Linked DNA regions of Homo sapiens: region 2 is linked to region 1. A link is an interaction called in ENCODE POLR2A ChIA-PET data of the cell type or tissue named here. Cell type or tissue: Panc1. All regions are shown on one strand. Each heading gives the region's core, and the rest is flanking DNA. Links, peaks and the distances in the headings are about the cores only. Region 1 overlaps EEFSEC (eukaryotic elongation factor, selenocysteine-tRNA specific). Region 2 overlaps EEFSEC (eukaryotic elongation factor, selenocysteine-tRNA specific).

What was found. Peaks named below come from ENCODE experiments on the same cell type or tissue, not always from the same donor. Only the 100,000 strongest peaks of a DNase experiment are listed, where the experiment ranks them.
Region 2: POLR2A ChIA-PET joins it to region 1 with 16 read pairs; 2 of 35 experiments call an interaction of 5 or more read pairs at or near these places.

What each region holds. Positions count from the first base shown.
Region 1 is chr3:128,317,523-128,325,845 of GRCh38, reverse strand. The region is part of intron 4 of EEFSEC (eukaryotic elongation factor, selenocysteine-tRNA specific); the gene reads right to left. Among named protein-coding and RNA genes, the nearest start is that of DNAJB8-AS1, 140 kb to the left of the region's middle. RefSeq lists a silencer at 686-980. In Panc1, for the core only: a CTCF peak has its summit at 3,613 (motif pointing right); a DNase peak (open chromatin) is centred at 3,673; H3K27ac peaks cover 754 bases.
Region 2 is chr3:128,399,254-128,407,576 of GRCh38, reverse strand. The region is part of intron 6 of EEFSEC (eukaryotic elongation factor, selenocysteine-tRNA specific); the gene reads right to left. Among named protein-coding and RNA genes, the nearest start is that of DNAJB8-AS1, 60 kb to the left of the region's middle. RefSeq lists enhancers at 1-343, 5,172-5,965, 6,761-7,555, 7,556-8,323. In Panc1, for the core only: no CTCF peak of the experiment used is centred there; no DNase peak of the experiment used is centred there; H3K27ac peaks cover 1,349 bases.

The DNA.
Region 1 (8,323 bases), core at 210-8,209:
CAAGGTGTTACATAATAAAATATATGAAGCACTTTTATCAGCATGGAAAATGTTTTCTCTGTAATACTGAACCAATAATCAAGGTATAAAAATGTATTTAAAATACAGTCTTAACTATAGTTAAGGGGGAGGTTTTTTTTCCCAGTTTCTTTATACTCCACAAAAATGTCTAAAGTAATCACACATTGCTTTCATACATGAAGAAAAGGTTCAAAAAGAAATACCTAAACTAAAAGAGAAAGACCATCCCACCAGGTTGTAGCTCGGTGTTGTGCCTGGCTCCTGAGGCTGCAAAGACTCTTAGGAATTCCTCCCCGTGCAAACATCTTCCCGGAGAGCCTGCTGCAGAACAGGCCTTCTACAGGGCACCTGAGACCACTCTCTCCAACCTCACCACCACCTGACACCTGAGGAAACTGAGAGTCAGTAGCCTGCCCAAGGCCCCTCAGCTGGTAAATGGTGAAACTCAGACCCAAGCCCAGCAAGGCCTGACTGAAGTGGGAGCTCATTTGGCCACAGCAATGGCTGGGCCTGAGGCACAGAGGCTTGGGTCCAAATCTGGAGCAAAGTGAGGAAGCTGTCACAAAAGACAACTTGGATGTCCTCAGCAAGGCTCAACAGGGAGATCACTTCCCCCTTCCCCCTTCCCCAGGAACAAAAGCCTGGCTGGGTCTGCACAGACTGTATGGCACGGGGAGCAGTGACAGCTCTGGGCTCCAGGTCCACTCTGGGATGATGCATCCCACCTTCAGGCAGAGAGTAGGCCAGCGAGGGATGTTGGGGGCCTGCCCTGCCTGTGTGAAGAACAAGTGCACGGACTGGCCGTTATCTCTCTTTGTTATGAAGCTTCTTTCTAACCATGAAATAGAGGTCAAGGTACAGTCTGTCTGGGACGGAGAGGCAGCCTTGAGTTTGAGGTCTGGCAACAGCAACAGGAAGGTTACCCTGTGCTAAGGATGTTTTTCTCCTCTCTATTTTTCTATTTCTTCTTTTTCATTTTCCAAGTTTAGCCTTTAGTATTAGCATATTTAAAACTTTAAGGAAACATTCAGTGTCTCAATCTTAAACTCAAACAAATCACCTGGAATTAACTCCACCAAAAAGAATTGAGGGCCTGGTACAGCCAGACCATGCAAAGCCCTAGGCCTACAACTGTGCCCCACAGGCGGGCAGAGCAGCTGGTAGAAAGTGCACTCTTCTGTCGTGCAGGATGGAATGGGTTGGAAGTTGGCTATCAGAAAATAAAAGAGCAACTTTCCCCTCCTGGATCTCTCTCTCTCCTCCCTGGGATCTCTCAGGGAAAGCGCTTAGTAACTCCATGGAGTAAGGCATTCATTGAACCACCTGAAATCTGTATTTTCCATGGGACCTGGAATCCTCAAGTGCAAACAGTGTGCTGACACCCCAACACATGGAGGGCCAGGAAGTCCTGAAAGACAGCATGATGTGTTTCTCTTTCCCACAGAGAAGCCCCCCACTCCATGGCAGAGGAGAATAAATCCCTGAAGCTGACTGCTAGAAGCACAGAAATTCTTTGAAATACCAAGTTTTGGACTTTAAGATTCATGGAAACTTTGCATTCTATGTCATAATAGATTCATGTTTGTTTTAACATAAAAGTGAGGTTTGGAATTAACTGCCCTTGGGAAAACTGACACTGTAGAAAACTCAACTGCTGGCCCTTCGGCATTCAGCCCTGGGGCACATGATAGCATTCACCCCACTCCCAGCCCCAGACCAAAGAGTATGCAAGGTGAGGATGAATTCAGCTGAGGGACCCAGGCCGTGAGAGGTCCGTGTCCATGGCTACACGTGCCTCCTTCCCCAGAGCAGATGGAGGCCAGTGGGGAGCCCACCGCCCCTTCAACGGTCTGGTTTCTGCAGCAAGCCTCAGCTGAGGGAGCCCCTGCCACAGGGGGGGAGGCGCTCAGACTCAGAGATACACCTGTACCTTCTGATCCTGCATCCTCACTCTGCTGAAGGAACACCAGGCTGCTCCAACACAGGCTGACCCTACTGAGAGGATGGGCTGGCATTCAACATGGCAGCCGCCCAAGTGATTTTCCAGGGTCATGTTTACTCTCCATGATCTGCCCTGGGGGCTGGCTCCTTCAGGGGAGGAAGTGCTCCAGCTCTGGAACGAATCATGCTGGCTGGTTCTACTGCCTCCTGGCTGGCCAACTTTGGGCTCTTTACCCCAGTTCCCTTGTTAGTAAAAAGGGGATAATAACACCCGTGGGGCTATGGCGAGAAGTCAAGGCCAAGCACAGCACCTAACACTCAGGTAAGAGTAATTCGTGTTAGGATTGACAGAGTGAAATTAAAAGACTAGGGCTGGGAGGGCAGGGAAGCACTGCACCTGTGAAGTGAGGTATGCTGTTTCCAGCACTTCAAATAACAAAGGTCAGTTCCGGGCCAGAGCCGACAGAATGGCATGGGCTCCACCACAGCCCAAGGAGGATCCCTTCGTTCCACTGTGTCTGACCCTCAGGGAATCCGCCTGGAGAAAACGGCTCCAAGAACTTGGGTAACCAGATGGACTCAAAAGGAGGCTCGGCTTCTGCCAGCAGTTCCCATTTCCCATATGCAAGAGATCCCTCCAAAGGTACAAGCAAAGCTCAGGGCTGACAAGTGTTTTCCTGGTTATCTGGAGAGATTTAGCTAACTAAGTATGTGAACTACCCCTAAGTGCAGAAACCAGTATACACCACTTATGTGACAGCTCTTCCCAAAAGCTGTCATGCATTCAGAAGTCATTACCCTGAGGTTGGGGTGTCAATATTAAATATCTTAAAACTTTATCAGTTGTAGCTAAGGTTAATGGAAATACTTTAAACATGTTAAGCAAATACTCTGAATGGGAAAATGCCAGGAAATACTCTGCCCCGGGGTGGGGTAGAAAAGCAGCCCCCACCAATCTGCAGAGTCAGAGGGTACTTCCTAACAAAGTGACAGCTGGATGTCAGTCAAGCAAAGAAAGACCAGAGGACCAGCAGGGGCAAAGGTGGGGACGGGGTGGCAGCAAGGTCCAAACCACCCCTGTGCTTCGGGCTGCAGACCCCAGCTCTCCCACAGCTCTCACTGCCCCTGTGGCACCTCCTGCTCTGGATCCAAAGCCTTAAAGGGCCCAGGGAAGGTGACCAACCATTAAGGGCCACTCTGAGTCTCTGCCCCATCAGCTCAGCCGCTACTCTCATGTCTGAACGGCTCACAATCTCACATGTTCTGGCAATGCATTAACGGATGGGACTTTGGGCTAAGGTGGGCCCATTCAGGCCACGGATGCCACAGGAAGCTGATGAGTGGCCTTTAGTGTCTTTAGGTTCTCAAGGCCCAAGAGTAAAGCCTCGAAACCCCACCAGGCTGTCAGCCTTGCTTCCTTTGGGAGCAACACTTTCCCTGGAGGGAGTTGGTGACAATTGTGATGACCGTGATGATGATGTCGGCAGCAGTAATGACAGCAACTAACATTGACTGAGCACTTGCCCCATGTGGGCACCACACTGAGGGGCTCCCAGGTAGGGACACGGTCCCTCCACAAGCTGCAGGGCAAGTAGGCGCAGGCATGCTGGCTTCAGTCACTTGCCTGCCATCACCCAGCCAGCAGGTGGCAGAGCTGGGATTTGAACCTGGACGGGCCGTCATGGCAACAGCCCCAGGAGAGACAAATGCAAGCTCCTTCCTTGACACATGTGCCCCAAGCTGGGCACTGGGGATTCTCAATTCATGGGGAAACTGCTCCTGCTATAGAGGGGTACCAGCCTGGGGAAAGGCAAAGTAGCCCTAGAGTACCAGGATGGAAACTCAGTGAGGGGACAGAGAGGAGCGGTGCTGCTGTGTGAACGAGCACTGCTGCTCCCCCACGCTGGCCCTCACTCACTGCTTCTCCCCTCACTGCCAATCTGGACATCTTCAGCTCCCAGCTCACTGCCTCGGGAGGCTCCCCAGTCTCCTCTAAACCCCTGCTGTCTTCTCACAGAGGCTGCTCCTCAGGTCAGCCTCACCACTTGTGGTGACAGGGCCCACTGTTGTTTAAAGTCTGTCTTCCACATGGCACTGGACATTCCATCGGGGCAAGGATGGGCCACCAGTGCAGACCCAGCAGGCAGCCCAGTGCTGGCACCTTATCTTACTGAATGGAATACATGCTCCTGGGAAGGCCCTTCCTGGGTGGAAGGTGGATGAGGGGCACAGTAGGCAGGGGAAAGCCAGTGCAGGGACAGGCGGGCGCCCATAGTGAAAGGCTAGGAGTGCCGTGGCCTGGGCAGGCAGCAGGGGCCCCTCCAGCCTGTCAGGACAGTGTCCTAGCTAGCAGGATGCACCCCATGTGGTCTGCCCAGAGACTGTCCTGGGGGAGTGAAGCCTGGGACAGAGGCCTGAACAGGAAGGGAGAGGGACAGGTCATAAAATCCTTGCCTGGGTCCTTCCCCCTCTCCACCCACTGTGGCTGCCCCCTGAGGGCCAGCTCATGGAGGCAGAACTTGGCAGCAGCTGGGGCAGCTCTTCTTCCCTCTCAGAAAATGTAAGCCTGGCACATGAGAGCAATTATAAATCTGAAAACACACAAGCAGAAAGCCAGTTCCAAGCCAGCTCTGACAGGGCCCTGGCTCAGCTCCTTGCCCCAGCCCATCCCGGGAGCACAGCACTCTCCCCCAGAGCTTCCCACCTGTCTCCCACCTTGGCCTGCCTGACCCTGCCTCTCCCAGTCTCTCTGAAGCTCCACTGCCTCTCAGCAGCCTTCCAAGGCTGCCTGGCACCCCCAGGGCCTCCCACACATATTTGTGCCATCCCTGCCTTTGTCGCCACCTCCACTCAGGTCATCAGCACTGGGCAGTGTTCTATAAGCTCACATGGATTAACCTACTCAATCCTCACAGCAAGCCTAAGAGGTAGGTCCCGTTATGTCCTGCATTGTACAGGTGACCAAACTGGGGCCCAGAGTTTGGGTGACTAGCCAGAGGCCACTAGTCCAGCAGTGACGGAGTGGGGCATGAGCCCAGGAAGCTCCCGTCCAGGAGTCTGCAAACCTCCTATCTTCCTCATAGGGCCAAGCCAGTTCTAACACTTATACACTGGTGGAGTGGCTACCGCCTTGCTTGTTTGTCCTACAGGGACCTCCTCGAGAGAATGGTCACTCTAATTCATCTTTGCATCTGCCACACCCAGAAGGGGGCCTGGTACGCTGCCAGTGCTAACAACAGTTCAGTAAATGAGCAATTGATGGCAAGCAACCTTTTCTCCTCATAACACAGTGGTTAGGAAGGCAGGTTTTCAAGTCAGACTTCTTGGGTTCAAATCCTTCATATTAGCTACGTGACCCCAGGCCAGGGATGTCACCTCTCTAAGTTCCCTTAAATGGAAAATGTACCTAACTAATTGGGCATTTGTGAGGTTACATTGAGATAATCCACGTGAAATGATTAGCATGGTATCTTTAAAAATTAGAAGTTGTTCAATATAAATTAGCGATTAAAACTACTACTGCTACTATTTTATCATCAATAAAATGGAGATGAGCATCCCAACTTCATTTGGATTATGGTGACAATGAAAGTAAAAGAGATAAGCTGTGTGCTGCACTGGCATCAAGAAAAGACTCAGAGGAGTGGCGCTCTGCCCCAGTGCCCTTGAAGCCTACAAGCCAGGGGGCAACAAGCTCTCCTGGAGAAGGTGACAGTAAGCAGTTTAGGCTTTGGAGGCCACACAACCTCTGTTGCAACTACTTGACTCTGCCATTGCAGTGCTTTATTTATCAAAACAGGTGGCAGGCTGCAGTGCGCTGACTCCTGCTGTGCACCGAGGCAGGACACTGTAAACAGTGTCCTATGAACAGGAACACTGACCTGCCCCTATTGAAGCCAGACACCCAGCCAATCAGCAGGGCCAAACCTGTGCTGCCAGCAGCAGGTGCTGTACACACGCCAGGGGCCAGCGGCAGAACTGAGCGTGTCTGCAGAGCAGGCCTGCAAGAGGGGCTACTCCCTTGGCAGCCATTTCCTGAGCACCTATTATGTTCTGGGCACACAGGACAGAATGAGACACCATCCCTGCAGTCGAGAGGATGGCAGCACAGTGCAGGGACAGCCACATAAACAGAACATGGTGTGGCATTCAGATCGTCTCCTCCTCTGTGACCTGGACGTAAGAATAGTGCCCACAGCTTGTAAGGCAGAGAGAGGAGTGCATGGAAACCCCTGGTTGGTCACTGGTGTGCTTATTATTCTGACCTGTCTCCTAGGAGGCAGAAGGCGATGGGCAATCCACTTGAGATGACTTTCAGAAGCTTAAGGGCATACGCTTTGTGCAAAGTCTGTTGAGGGTAGAACCTGTAACACACAGGCCAACGTGAGTCATGTTATATCGCAAATAAAAATCGGCCCATGAATATACATAATCCCCCAGGTAATTCTCTCAATCTCAGAACGGTAATGGAGCCACCCTCGCTCACTGAGGCATGAATATTTACCATCCTCTGGCTTTACTGCTCTCGATCTGGCTTCAATTTTGCAAATTAAAATGAGGGCTGTGTGGATAGAGAGATTACAGGAGAGCCTCTGAAGCCTGCTGTCCCCTGGTGAGGCAGCAGGCAGGGTAAGCTGGCTCCCGCCCGCTGGCCTGCTACTTCTGCCTTGAGGGTCAGGAGCCACAGAAAATGGGACAAGGGGTTGGAGGGGGGTCAGGACCTCAGAAAAACACAGTGGGGAAAGGAATGGCACTTAACATGAAACATGTTCCAGGTGGGACAGGTGTGAAAATCCCCAGGCTTTCTCTTTCTGATGGTTGAGAAGAATTCCCGAGGAGCCAAAAGGGCAGAAACTTCATGTGTTGCACCCTGTCTGAACCTAGATTCAGACCCTGTCCAGGACTTGAACACCGGCAAGTCATTTCTCCTCTCTGGGCCTCTGAGTCTTCATGGTACAATGGGGTAAAAACCGCCTTACTCCTGCAGGTGATGTGAGGATAAGGAGCTGCTGTACACGCAGGTGCCTGGCCCAAGTGCTCCCTCGGTGGCGAAGCCAGGCATCAACCGCTGCTCGTCTACACATCTGCCATCTGTTACCTGTTAGTACACGGCCACTCAGGAAGAGGAGTGGGATACTGTCTGTGACACTCCAGGCAAGACCAGAATGGCTTGCCATGGGCAGCCATGCTGGCAAATAGGTGACACTGACTTTGTTACAAAGGGAGCTGCTTGCAACCAGGGCCACCAGGGACAGCAGTCCGCAGTCTCGCTGGACTTACAAATGGCTGTGGAGAGGTTAGGGAGGGGCCCGCCATTTCTAACTGGGTCTCTGCCATTAATTAGGAGAGAGAACCAAGGGTCCTGTACCTTCTGCTGTCCTGGGTGAAGGGTGCAGGGAGAAGAGCATCATGTGCTGGAGCAGGAACGGGTGGGACAGGGAGCTAATGGCTGCTGCCTGCTGGCAGCTGGCAGACCAGGACATCTGTCCCCACTGCACAACCTGGCTCTCTGGAAACCAAAAGCCAGAGATGGAAAACAGTCACTCAGTCCACCTCAGTTAAAAAACCAGCTGGAACACAGTCTATGAGAAAGTTGTCCCAGCAAAACTTTGCAAAGGACAGCACTTGCCACTAGTCGAGCAACAACTATGTTCCGGGCATTGGCTGAACCCTTTCTAACCCCCCTTGCCTCACAGCAGTCCATCACGGGAGGGCGCCATGCAAGCTTCATGCAGTCTCACCACCAGCAAGTGCTGGGCCAGGGCAGGCTGACGGCCTGGCTCTCCCCACTGTGCCAGATGGGCTCCTGTCCACAGAGCCTGTTGTATGCCCTGTACTATGCCATGTCTAGAGAAACAGGGGACCAGGCACAACTCCATCCTGCCTCTGCCTGGAGTGCACAGTCACCTAACAACCAGTTCCCATGGCCCACATGGCAAGGGCTGCCCCAGTGTGGCAAGGAGGGTGGGGGAGCCCTGAGAAAGGAACCATGGTTACCACCTGGCAGGGAACTGGGAGGAAACCTCAGAGAGGAGGGGACATCTGTGCCAGGCCTGTGGATGGACGGAGCAGCTGGAGCAGAAGGCTGAAGGGGGCAAAGGCCCTGAGGCCTGCAGAGGGCCCAACTGGTCAGCAGCCGGCGAGAGAATGGTACGTGAGCACAAATGGCTGCAGCTGAGGCAGGAGCCAGGCAGTGCAAAGCCCGAGGGTCAGGCCAAGGAGCTGGAACTCTCCTCTGCCGGCAGATGAATACCGTGAGATGCCACACAGGGGTGAGGAGTGATGAAGTACAAAGGTCAGAACGACTCCAGTGGTAGCCCGGGTGGAAAGAGGACTGATGGGGAAAAAGACTCTGGGCACA
Region 2 (8,323 bases), core at 220-8,219, 82 kb before region 1:
CTCCCTTTGGCAGGCAGGACCTGGGCTGCCTTCACCCCCACCTGCCCTCAGTGGGATATGCAGGCTGCATACCCAGCTGCCCCAGTAGCAGTCCCAGGAACCACCACCCGCTGGGGCTCCCTGCCCCACGCCATTCTCACAGTGCCCCCTCGGCTCAGTTTGCCACTGCCCTGAGAGCTTGCTCCCATCAGGACACCCCAGTGGGGCCATGGGGCTCACAGAGTCAGTGGCTCATCCCGGGATCCTCTGCCAGGGGTATACGCAGCCCCGCCCCCAGGCTTGGGTGGGTGCAGCCCCCACCGCTTTCCAGCTACCTCTATGAGTTGCTTTAACCAGCCCACGCCTCACTAAAGACCTTTTGTTCAACTCCCTCCAGCTGAACACCTGAGTGGAAATTTGTTTTCTGCTGATGCCCCGACACGCACCCACTCCAACACCTCCATCTTCACCACTCTCTGCCTTTGTGCACCGTCTCTGCAGCCCTGCTGATCATGGCCCATTCCTGGGCTCCTCATTGCACATACAAGCCTGTCACGTGTTGTTCCCTCTGCCTGGAACACCCTTCCCATTCTAGGCAATAGAAGTCCCACTCATCCTTAAACATGCTGCTGCAACTGCCCTTTCTCTGGAGCTTGTCTTTTTCATTTTTAAATTGACAAATGACAAACTGTGTATATTTATAGTGTAATATATATATATGTATGTATATATATGTATATATATGTGTATATATATATATTTGTGTGTGTGTTGTGTGTGTGTGTGTGACAGGGTCTCACTCTGTTGCCTAGGCTGGAGTGCAGTGGTGTAATCCTGGCTCACTACAACCTCTGCCTCCTGGGCTCAAGTGATCCTCCCACCTCAGCCTCCTGAGTAGTGGGGACCACAGGCTCGTGCCACCATGCCTAGCTGATTTTTTGCATTTTTTTGTGGAGATGGGGTTTTGCCATGTTGCCCAGTCTAACATGATGTTTTAATATATGTATACATTTTGGAATGATTAAATCAGACTAATTAACACATTCATCACCTCACATACTTATTTTGGTGATGAGAACATTTAAAATCTATTCTCTTAGCAAATTTCATTGAATATTACACATTGTTATTAATTACAGTCACCATTCTGCACAGCGGATCTCCTGAATCGATTTCTCTGGTCTAACTGAAACTGTGAACCCTTTGACCAAGATCTCCCCATTCCCACCCCAGCCTGCACCCCCAGGCTCCCACAACCACCCTTCTACCCTCTGCTTCTATGAGTTTGGGTTTTGAGATACCACATGTAAGTGAGATCATCAGCATTTGTCTTTCTGTGCTGTGGGGCTTGTATTCATGAGGAATCTCCTGGTGGCAGCATGGTGCAGCCTCCATGTGGGCCACTGGCCAGGGTGAGACCACTTAGCAGGCTCCTCTGCATCTGTGGGAGTGGGTGGGCCCAGGGCTCGGAGCAGTTCCACCCCTGGCAGAGCACCTCAGTGTAAGCACTCACTCTGTGAGCCTCACAGCCCCACTGGGGGGTCCTGGTGGGAGCAAGCTCATGGGGACACTGTGAGAGTGGCATGGGACAGGGAGCCCCAGTGGGTGGTGGCTCCTGAGACTGCTGCTAGGGGCAGCTGGGTATGAAGGCACTGAGGGCAGGTGGGGGTGAAGGCAGCCCATACCCTGCCTGCCAAGGAGGTGTCCCACCAGGATCCCCTCCCCATGTGCACAAAGGGCCTGTACAGGCTGGGAACCTAGAGGACCAGAGCAGGGAGGAAGCTGGGCAGAGGCACAGGCAGAGGGCCCAGCTTCCTATGTGCCGTTGGCACCTGTGCCACTGCACCTGCTGGCACCTGAAGAATTTTCCTCCCTTTTCCCAGTCCTGCCCAGTACTAGCTTCGTCCCTGAAAAGTCAAGGCAGCTATAAGGCTCGCACATCAAGCTTCAGTCCGGAGGGCCCTGGCCTGTCGTCTCAGACTGGGAGCGCTGGCTGGCGGGGCTGTGTGGGTTATTTCTGGCTCAGTTTCCTGAAGATGTTGGCCACCCCTTCTTTATACGGATGAGAAAATGAAGGTCTAAGAGGCCAGTGACTTACTGGAAGCCCCACAGTGAGTTCAGAAGAGCCAGGATTTGAGCTACAGCCCTTACCCAATGGCAAAGCCAGCTTCTGCTCTCCACTCAGAGTGATGGGTGGGGGATACCCCTTTCAGAGGGCTTCTGACAATGGTTCTCAAGGCTGTGAGAGCATCGTGCACTGGCCCTGCAGCTCTAGATGTTTAAAAAGGTGACAAGGGCTCATGCCTGGAATCCTAGCACTTTGGGAGGCCGAGGTGGGTGGATCATGAGGTCAGGAGATCAAGATCATCCTGGCTAACACGGTGAAACCCCGTCTCCATTAAAAATACAAAAAATTAGCCGGGCGTGGTGGCGGGCACCTATAGTCCCAGCTACTCGAGAGGCTGAAGTAGGAGAATGGCATGAACCAGGGAGGTGGAGCTTGCAGTGAGCCGAGATTGCGCTACTGCACTCCAGCCTGGGCAACAGAGCGAGACTCAGTCTTAAAAAAAAAAAAAAAAAGTGACAAGGGTGCTGGATAAAGAGGCCATCTGTAGAGTCAGCCAGGGACAGCCTGCCCCACTGCACAAAGGGTCCGGTCTCCCTCTGGCAGGCGGAAGTGAGATTACTGGCCATCTAAAGCCTGAGTCCCCTGGGAAGACTGAGGACATGCAGCTGATATGAACGGGGCTCCAGAAGCCAGGCCCTTGCACGCCTGCCTGAGGGACATGTGACACTATGGCCTTGGGGACCTGCATTAAGGAAGCGCTCCCTGTGAGCAGCATACCTTACTTGGAGCCTGAGCGGTGTCTGCTCTGCAGGTTCCATACCTAGGTGGTCTGCCCCCCGCTTGGGATGGGGCACAGAGTGTGGGCATGGGGAGGACCCTGGCCAGTCCCCTCAAGTGAGCGCCTGGCCTGTAGGTATCTGACTCCCTGAATCAGAGCCTGGCCTTCCTTCTGCAAACAGAGCAGGTAGCTGGCAGCAGACCCCGACAAATGGCATGGGCAGCCCGTCTCCCTCTGGTGCCAGGAGGTCTGGAGGCTGAGAAGGCGTGGGGCTCCCCGGCGTCTGTGCTGGGCTGGGGAGACAGGCGTGGCCCAATCGGCAGTCCATCTCACCCGCGATGGCTCTCGTTACACACAATGCATACCTCGCACTGCCCGGAGCAGGCAGAGCCGGAAAGTCTATCTGGCACTGGTGAAGATGTGGCCATTTAATTGCTCTCCTGAGATGGTCAGGCTCGTTTACCTCTGCTCTATTATGGACTGGCCGGGAAGCCACACCTGGAAAGCCTGACCAAAGGGAGACCTGGACATGGGGCAGCATGGATTTGTGGCAAATGTCACCAGGAGCTGCTTTGTTTTCCCAGTGGCCTTTTTTTTCCTTTCTTAGCCATGTGGCAAACATAGGGAAGTGAAGAGCAACCCAGGTTGTCACGTGGTAAGAGCTGCTACCCACCCAGCCAGACTCTGCGGGTCCCACTCTCTGCTTCTCGCAACCTGCCTCTGTGCCTTTTCACTTAAAAATATTCAGGGAACATGCCAGAACAGGAGATAAATAGTGGTGAATGCACAGACCAGGGCCCAGCTCCCATGCAGTTTACTCATCTAAGAAGGCACAGACAGTGAACAAGGCAGCCAGATCTCCAGACAGCAGAAGGGTGGCGAAGGAAACAGCACCGCAGTCACTGTGTGGGGACAGGGCTGCTTCAGCATGCTCCAAGGGAGGAGGAGGAGGAGGAGGAGGAATGCTGGACCCAAGGCCAGATGACGGGGACCAGCCATAGATATTGCTGTCACGGATCCACAGGCAAAGGGAATTTGAGTGACAATTCCTAGGGTATGCGAGAGGCGCTGAGGGCAGATGAAGGCGTGTGCCATGCGTGGTGCGGTACGAGGGCCTGGCTCCAGGGTGACCACAGCTCACCATGTCCACACGGTGCCCTGTGTGCCAGGCTCCCCATTCTGACTTGGGGTCAGAGTACGCGGGAAGGCGGTGACAAGGCCACGTGCTGAGTGCCGACTGCCCATCTGCCTGGTGTCTACCTCCTGCAGGCCCTGTGTCTCCAAGGCAGGCAGGACAGGGCCTGCTCTGCCACCCGCTCTGCTAGGACCTACGCTGTCAGGGAGGTGCAGTCCTGCCCCCATCTTCCTCCCTGCACTGGGGGCTGCTCTGGACCTCTGGCCTCTGCTTGCCCCTGGCTCACAGCCCCGCCCCTGTGTCAGCCTCCTCGCTGCCCTTCTGCACACCTGGCCTGTCTCTGCCTCAGGGCTGCTGTCATTGCCAATCCCTCTGCCTGGAGACCCACCTGGGAGGCACACCTGGCCTGTCTCTGCCTCGGGGCCCCTGTCTTTGCCAATCCCTCCGCCTGTGGACTTGGGAGCTCCGGCAGCTGCAGGTTCACTTTCTTCGAGTCACTGTACAACTGTCACCTCTTGGTGAGGCCTTTGTGACCCCCTTGTTTAGAACTACAACCCCCTCATGCTCCCCTGACCCCCTCTCACCCCACTATTTTTCCTATAGCTCTTATCACCTTCTAATGTCCTCTATGATGTCCTTGTTTTGGGTTTGTTGTCTGCCTCTGCTGAAATGACAAGCTCCACCCTAGCAGGGAGTTTTGTCTATTCACTGTTGTAACCCTAACACCTGGAGTGATTGCTGGTGAGTGGCGGATACTCAGAGAACACTCTCCAAATAAGCGTTGGAGGAGACCCTGCTGGGGCTGAGGGGCAAACTGCTCTGGTTTTCCAAGAACCTGAAGGGCAGCTGTTTAAGCACTGGCTGGTGACAACCTGGGAGGGACAAAGTCCTAGATGGTCACAGTGTGAACTAAGAAAGGCACTTCTAGGAATTCGGTCCAAACAAGTGGTCTGAGATACGGCAGAAGATTTCTACACAAAGATGTCCCCACAGCACGGAGGTACTGAATCCTCTCGTAACACCGTGTTGAGGAAACAGGCACAGAAGAGTTAGTACCTTGCCCAAGGTCACACGGCTATTTACAGGCAGAGCGGGAACGCCAGGCTATCTGATTCCCAAGCCCGTTTGCTTACCCACTAAGGGAGCGGCACGTTTTTGAGAACTACAAAGGGCCTCTAAGACCAAGGGAGGCCAGCAGACCCATCCAGCATCTATTTGCTGCAGCAAAATGTTCTGTGGGACTAAAAGTGATACCTGAGAAGAGTTTAAAGTTACACAAAGAAAGACCTATGTTATAATGCTGATTCAAAAAAAATGCAGCAATCAAAATTTTTGGAAGAATTCTGCTGCAGCCCTGGGATGAAGGGAAAAGAGACCGGAAGACTGTCCATTTGGCTGTCAGGGGTCGGGAGTGGGTTGCAAGCACTGTTCCTTCTTTCTTCTTTTATGTATTTCCCAAGGCTTCTACTGTGACCCTGGGTTACTCACAGGGGGATGTCTATTACAGGCCCCCCATCACTGTGGCCTCCGGCATCCAGCTGGGAGCCCAGAGAAGGCACGGTGCCTACCGGTGCAATCTGGCTGGAACCTGCTCAATCCATGGCACACAGGAGCCGGGGAGGGGAGGGAGGGCCAGAAAGCTCGCTGACATCTCTAGGCCCATGGTGCTGTCTCTGCCATGCTCTGAGTCTGCCCAGGAAGGACAGGGACAAGAGGTAAGGTAGGGGTGGTGATGCTCATGACTCCTCCATGGCTGCTGGAAGTTCAAGGTCCCCACACTGCTGCTCTGCTGCTTGCATCAAGGGCAACGACTGGGAGGTGTGGGCGCAGGAATCCACCGTCCTCCAGCCCTGCCTCGCTGCCTCCTCCCTCATCCCACCTGGCTATCCCAAGGATTGCTCTAGGGTCCGGGTCAGACATCTAGACCTGGCTCCACCAACAGAAGCGTCTATTCTCTTTCTGGCCTCTCTCTCAGCCTCACCCCTCCTCCCTCTCTGACGCCATCATGTACCATGCTTCAGCTATAAGAAGCCAAGCAGGGCCTTGGAATGTGTGGTTCCCTCTGCCTGCCATGCTCACACTCTGATGCTGCCCCTTGGGAAGGTGCCCCTCAGCTGCCCAGCCAAGTGAGATCCTCCTGGGTGCCCTGCCCAGCACCACTGTGGCTGTCATTGCCTTATATGCCTGCCTCCCCCAGTGGCCTGTGAGGGGGCACCTCTCCAGGATTGTGTGCAGGGCCTAGCACACGGGCTCAGGGAGGTTTGATGAAAACAAAGGGAATGAGTATGGATTCATCCTCACAAGCACTCACAGCAGGGGTGCAGGACAGCGGAGGGAAGAAAAATGCCCCAGCAGGGCAGGACCCCTGCCTCCAGGACCAGAAAACACCTGTCTGCCCTTGAGTGACCCAAGGGAGAAAGAAGTCCAGGCTCGGGTCTCAGGCTGACCTGGCCCCCTGGTCCCTCTCCCATGTGCTGGAGGGTGGCTCTCTACCTGGCAGGGTGGGCTAGGGTGTGTGTGTGCTACATGTACGTCTGTCATTCAGTAGGGCCTCTTTTTTCCCAAACCTCAGGATTCTCGGAGCCTATGGCCCTGCTCCACCCCCTGATGAACCCAAACCCCAGGATGCAGTGGGGGCGGGCGGCCATGACCCTGGGGGCAACACTGCTCCTCATGGCTTCCCGTGGAGACACTCTCCCAGGGCCAGGCTGGCCCTTTCTCACCAAGCGCCAGCTCCACACAAAGGCACAATGGGCTGCAGGCTGCCGGGTCCTGGCTTGGGCTGGGGTAATCAGGGAAGAATGCGGGAAGCACAACTGTTTCCCAAGCCCTAGCCATGGTGCCGCCCTGACATGGCCATCAAAGGCCGGCAAATTGCCTCCAATTGCTGGCGTTGCTTTCATGTTGGGGGCCAGACTGGAAGAGGGGTCTCCACGCTGGTGGGTGGCTTGCATGCCCCAGTGGGAACTGAACCCTTGCAAGCAGCTTGGGGTCACTGGCCCCTTTGTGGCCCTGTGGGGCTGGGGCCGCTCTAGTCACTCCAGCACTACCCACTGCTGTAAACAAGCAGTTTTGGAGAGGGTTGGAAGAGAGCCAGAGCCAGGGGCAGGGGATCTCTTTGGGGTCAGCATCCTGGTGATGACTGACAGCTGGGAGCCTAAATGGCAGGTGGGGCTGATATATGGGATGGCCAGGCTGGACAGCCACAGAGGGCCTTGGATTCAGCCAGGCTCCAGTCTGAACTGGATACTGGGCCCTAGGAACAGGAGGGGCTGCCTAGCAAGGCCACCCCCATCAGCAGGGGCCATGGGGCAGCTGGGGTGGAGCCCTGTCCCTCAACAGGGTGCTGGTGGGCTCCAATGTCAAGTTCCCCTCCACCCCAAGGTAGGAAGCTGCCCTGCACAGGCCACAGGTGGTCACGGAGGTGTGTGGGTGGCACAGTGCTCCAGTGAGACCTCTAAGTCAGGGCGTGGCTGGAGGCAGGCCTGGCCAAGAGGGAGCTGCCCCCAAGGCCAGGGGTGGGGAGACAGAAAGAAGGGGGAACCTGGCAAGGGCAGAAGTGTCCCTAATGTGGGGCCTGGCGGTCATGTCTGAAACGCATGGAGGCTATGGTTGACATCAACACCCCCATCTATCAGCGGCCAGCCAGGCTCATGGAGCTGCAATGACTTGCCCTGGCTTCCTGGCAGTTGTGGTGCAGCTGAGTCTGAATGCAGACCCCTCTGCCTGCTAGCAGGGCAGGGCAGCCCGGGCCCGGAGGACAGGCAGAGGCGATGAGGGTTTAGCTCTAACACAGACCCGGCTGGGGACAGAGAGGCCCAGGAGGACAGGCCTGGCAGGGCTGGGGAGAGCCAGGTGGGCAGAGAGAGCCAGTGTGAGCGCTCCCTGAGAGGGGACAGCCCTGACACCAGTCTCCTCTGTGAGCAGTGACAGCGACTCTGGAATCCTCCAGCCACCTCTTTGTCAGGCTGGGCTCTTCTGTTTTCCTGGGGAGCTAAAGCCTTTAACGTCGCTGGCTGGGGGGGGCCGGCTCCTTGGTTTTCTCTCCTTCCCTCCCAGCTATGGATCCCGTATGTAAACAAAGATGCAATTTGCTTTAAAAAGATAAGGTGATTAAGTTTTTATCAGACCTGTACTCTGCTGTCCCTGCAACAAAAGGAATTAGGGGGAAGCAGGCGGCGGAGCGGGCCCTTCGCAGGAGCCTCGCTCTTTCCGAGGCTCTCAAGCGCGCACTCGACGGGCTCATGCACCCCTTTGATTGGGCGGAAGCGTAGGCAACCAGCGCCCCGCACCCCCATTTTGATGTCTTAATGTTGCCTAATTCCTCCTTTAATTTACATTAAGCTTCTTAGCAGCAATGATG